2 separate regions of the Homo sapiens genome follow, and region 2 is linked to region 1. A link is an interaction called in ENCODE POLR2A ChIA-PET data of the cell type or tissue named here. Cell type or tissue: CD4-positive, alpha-beta T cell. All regions are shown on one strand.

Region 1 (2,500 bases):
CAAAAATCACAAGCATTCTTATACACCAATAATAGACAAGCAGAGAGCCAAATCATGAGTGAACTCCCATTCACAATTGTTACAAAGAAATAAAATACCTAGGAATACAACTTACAAGGGAAATGAAGGACCTCTTCAAGGACAACTACAAACTACTGCTCAAGGAAATCAGAGAGGACACAAACAAATAGAAAAACATTCCATGCTCATGGAAGGGAAGAATCAATATCACGAAAATGGCAATACTACCCAAAGTAATTTATAGATTCAATGCCATTCCCATCAAGGTATTGTTGACTTTCTTCACAGAATTAGAAAAAAACTACTTTAAATTTCATATGGAACCAAAAAAGAGCCTGCATAGCCAAGACAATCCTAAGCAAAAAGAACAAAGCTGGAGGCATCACACTACCTGACTTCAAACTGTACTGCAAGGCTACAGTAATGAAAACAGCATGGTACTGGTACCAAAACAGATATATAGACCAATGGAACAGAACAGAGCCCTCAGAAATAACGCCACGCAACTACAATCACCTGATTTTCAACAAACCTGACAAAAACAAGCAATAAGGAAATAATTCCCTATTTAATAAATGGTGCTGGGAAAACTGGCTAGCCATATGCAGAAAACTGACCCTTCCTTACACCTTATTCAAAAATTAACTCAAGATGGATTAAAGACTTAAACATAAAACCTAAAACTTTAGAAACCCCAGGAGAAAACCTAGGCAATACCACTCAGGACATAGGCATGGGCAAAGCCTTCATGACTGAAACACCAAAAGCAATGGCAATAAAAGCCAAAGCAGACAAATGGGATCAAATTAAACTAAAGAGCTTCTGCACAGCAAATGAAACTATCATCAGAGTGAACAGGCAACCTGTTCAGAATGGGAGAAAATTTTTGCAATCTGCCCATCTGACAAAGGGCTAATATCGAGAATCTACAAGGAACTTAAACAAATTTACAAGAAAAAAATGAACAACTCCATCAAAAAGTGGGTGAAGGACCTGAACAGATACTTCTCAAAAGAAGACATTTATACACTCCACTTCCAAGAGGGGCAAATAGGAACAGCTCCGGTGTGCAGTTCCCAGCAAGATCGACAGAGAAGTTGGTTATTTCTACATTTCCAACTGAGGTACCTGGTTCATCCTGGGACTGGACAGTGGGTGCAGCCCATGGAGGGTGAGCTGAAGCAGGGCAGGTGTCGCCTCACCTGGGAAGCACAAGGGGTTAGGGGATTTCCCTTTCCTAGCCAAGGGCTGCTGTGACAGACTGTAACTGGAGAAACGGTACACTTCTGACAAAATACTGCACTATTCCCACAGTCTTAGCAACTGGCAGACCAGGAGATATTCTCCTGTGCCTAGCTTGGCAGGTCCCACTCCCACGGAGCCTTGCTCACTGCTAGTGCAGCAGTCTGAGATTGACCTGCCTTGCTGCAGCTGGATGGGGGGAGGGGTGTCCACCATTGCTGAGGCTTGAGTAGCTCACAATGTAAACAAAGAGGCCTGGAAGCAGGAACTGGGTGGAGCCCACCGCAGCTCAGCAAGGCCTACTGCCTCTATAGATTCCACTTCTGGGGGCAGGGCATAGTAGAACAAAAGGCAACAGAAAGCTTCTGCAGACTTAAACATCCCTGTCTGACAGCTCTGAAGAGAGCAGTGGTTCTCTCAGCATGGCGTTCGAGCTCCGAGAATGGACAGACTGCCTCCTCAAGCAGGTCCCTGACCCCTGTGTAGCCTGACTGGGAAACACCTCCCAGTAGGGGTCAACAGACACTCAAACAGGTAGGTGCCCATCTGTGACGAAGCTTCCAGAGGAAGGATCAGGCAGCAATATTTGCTGTTCTGCAGCCTCCACTGGTGATACCCAGGCAGACAGGGTCTGGAGTGGACCTCCAGCAAACTCCAACAGACCTGCAGCTGAGGGGTCTGACTGTTAGAAGGAAAACTAACAAACAGAAAAAAAATAGCATCAACATCAAAAAAAAGGACATCCACACCAAAACCCCATCTGTAGGTCACCAACGTCAAAGACCAAAGGTAGATAAAACCACAAAGATGGGTAGAAACCAGAGCAGAAAAGCTGAAAATTCCAGAAAGCACAGCAACTCTTCCCCTCCAAAGGATCACAGCTTCTTGCCAGCAACAGAACAAAACTGGATGGAGAATGAATTTGTTGAGTTTTCAGAAGTAGGCTTCAGAAGGTCGATAGTAACAAACTTCTCCGAGCTAAAGGAGCATGTTGTAACCTATCACAAGGAAGCTAAAAACCTTGAAAAAAGGTTAGACAAATGGCTAACTAGAATAAACAGTGTAGAGAAGACCATAAATGACCTGATGGAGTAGAAAACCATGGCACAAGAACCTCGTGATGGATGCACAAGCTTCAATAGCTGATTTGATCAAGTGGAAGAAAGGATATCAGTGACTGAAGATCAAATTAATGAAATAAAGCAAGAAGACAAGATTAGAGAAAAAAGAGTGAAAA
Region 2 (2,500 bases), 62 kb after region 1:
GAAAATGTGAAGACTTTTGGGCAAGACCAGGAGCGAGGACTTCAGGTGTTTATCAATTACTTCAAGGGCTAGGCCCTATTCCAGATATCTCCACAGCAACAGACCTTCTTTTGCATTTTAACTGTAGTCAGTGACTCCAAACCATTCCTCCTTGGGGAGAACATGAAGAACTCCTTGTCTGGTTTAGGATTTACACATCTGGGGAATCCTTGTCTTTACTAACCTGTTCCAGCTGCCCTGGTCCAGCTCTCCAGAGAACTCAATGTCACATGGGAGAATGAGGCACAGCTGCAGCTTGCAGTGAGCAGCTCCGCCAGGCAAACAGCCACCTCCCTTGTCAGAACAGAGAGAAACACCAGGCCCCTGGGGCTCTGTGCCAGAGGAATTTAGAATGTATTCCCCCTCTTGGGTCAGCCACTTCCCTGAGCCTAAAGGACTTCCCACGCCTGCTTTTCTCTGACCTCCCTGAGGAGTCACAGTTCCTCAACAAGCTAGCCACACTGATTTAGCATCCTTACCCACATGAACTATCTCCTACCCCTAGCCTCCTCCCATCTCCATCCCCAGTCTCTTTACTTGCTCTTTCCTATGCTTGGAAAAATCTGGCATAGTCCTTCCCATTCTGACCTTCTGCCCTGAAAGGCACAGATGGAGAAACACTTCTTCACTGAGCAATTACCTTGACAGCAGCCACATTTGGGGAGACAAGTAGAGACACCACCAGTTTTTAGGACTTCTCTACTTCTCCATAATTGGGTCCTTGTCATTAGGACTAAATCACCAAAACTGCCAGCAGCAGGGTGGTCAAGTCTCTCAGGAAAACTGTACTAGATATTCCTAATCTTTTCAAGAAAACCTGCTCTGCCCACTGGTCTGAAAGAGGCAGCTCTATCCTCCCATATGATCTTAACTGCATGGGCCATGACTGGATCATGATGAACAACTGACCAAAGAGAACTCAATCCGTTAGCTAGACAGTGGCTTATGACTCATGTGGTCCAGCTCAAACAGATGAGCTGGGCCAATCAGACCCTCACAAATTGTGTATCAAGACACACACAAGCCAGTTGCTATCAGTGCTGTCGGGAAGGCCACTGGAGTCATACGCAAGGTGAGTAAGCAGAGGAATTTGGTCAAGACGGGGCGGGAGGGAACAGAAGCATAGACAGAGGCAGAGATGGGAAGGCCACGATGATATGAAAAGATAGAGTAGCCCAGCTGTGCCTTCTAGCTCCCAGCCCCACCCTGTGAGGCTTACTCTACCTTTCATCTTTGCCCTATGACTTTCATTCAGTCTCCTTCTGGCGGAAGCTAGTTCAAACAAGGTTTCGTTTCTTTACAGTCAAAAGAATCTTAATGTAAGCAGTTTCTCCAGAATAGCTTCCTGTGTCTAAACATTTTTCCGGACGTGCTGCATTGTAGTCTGAGTCTCCTGTTAGTCAAAATAATAAATATAGCCATCACTTTCTGAATGCTTTCATTATGCCAGGCAGTGTGCTAAGAGCTTCATACATATTATCTCATTTTTTCTCATAGCGATGTAGTAGTAGTATCCCTGTTATACATGTAAGAAAACTAAGAATTAGAAAAGCTATGCAAAATTGCCCAAGGTCATGCACTTTCTAAGTGGGAGACCCAGCATCTGACTCTGTGCTCCTAACTATCCTTAGGATGTTGTCCTTTGTACAGTCAGACTGGCAGGATTAAGCATTGCAGCTGCAACCTGCAGGAATGTGGCTATAGGCTCCACAGGCCCTCCTGGGAGGGGCCAACATCCTAATGCCGTAAACCAACAAGGATGTCCAAGGTGGGACTAAGAATTATAGAGGCCACCACAGACACTGGTCACAACACCTACTCTCCCACCAGTGGGTCTCAAAAAAGATCAGAAGCATAAATCCCTTTTCCCATCTCCAGCTCATTACAGGATTCCAAGAGGAAATGTGAAAATGAAAACATGTTAGGAAGCCAGGCGCGGTGGCTCACGCCTGTAATCCCAACACTTTGGGAGGCCGAGGCAAGCGGATTACCTGAGGTCAGGAGTTCAAGACCAGCCTGGCCAACATGGTGAAACCCCCTCTCTACTAAAAATACAAAAATTAGCTGGACACTGTGGCATGCTCCTGTAATCTCAGCTACTCAGGAGGCTGAGGCACGAGAATCACTTGAACCTGGGAGGCAGAAGTTGCAGTGAGCAGAGATCACGCCACTGCACTCCAGCCTGGGCAACATACTCCACCTAAAAAAAAAAAAAAAAAAAAAAAGCAAGAAAGAAAGCAAGAAAAGAAAAAAAGAAAACATGTTAGGAAAGGCAGATGTGACTGCAAACTTACCTACAGCCCTGATGATTTTTTGAGGAACAATTCCTAAATATATTAAGTAATACAGAGGTAAACTTGATTTAAAAAAAAAATCTCCTTTATTTATCCCTTGGTAACCCTAAACATATTTTTAAATGAACATTTTCTAAATATAATGTCCTGGAGATTATTGTTAGGCT

The links. ChIA-PET counts read pairs that join two places held together with the same protein. Peaks named below come from ENCODE experiments on the same cell type or tissue, not always from the same donor. Only the 100,000 strongest peaks of a DNase experiment are listed, where the experiment ranks them.
Region 2: POLR2A ChIA-PET joins it to region 1 with 11 read pairs; 4 of 35 experiments call an interaction of 5 or more read pairs at or near these places.

What each region holds. Positions count from the first base shown.
Region 1 is chr12:46,585,016-46,587,515 of GRCh38, reverse strand. The region is part of intron 3 of SLC38A4-AS1 (SLC38A4 antisense RNA 1); the gene reads right to left. Among named protein-coding and RNA genes, the nearest start is that of SLC38A4-AS1, 200 kb to the right of the region's middle. RefSeq lists enhancers at 742-1,496, 1,497-2,251. In CD4-positive, alpha-beta T cell, no CTCF peak of the experiment used is centred here; a DNase peak (open chromatin) is centred at 1,505.
Region 2 is chr12:46,522,867-46,525,366 of GRCh38, reverse strand. All of the region lies in intron 3 of SLC38A4-AS1 (SLC38A4 antisense RNA 1), which reads right to left. Among named protein-coding and RNA genes, the nearest start is that of SLC38A4-AS1, 140 kb to the right of the region's middle. In CD4-positive, alpha-beta T cell, no CTCF peak of the experiment used is centred here; a DNase peak (open chromatin) is centred at 1,266; H3K4me3 peaks cover 712 bases; H3K27ac peaks cover 1,734 bases.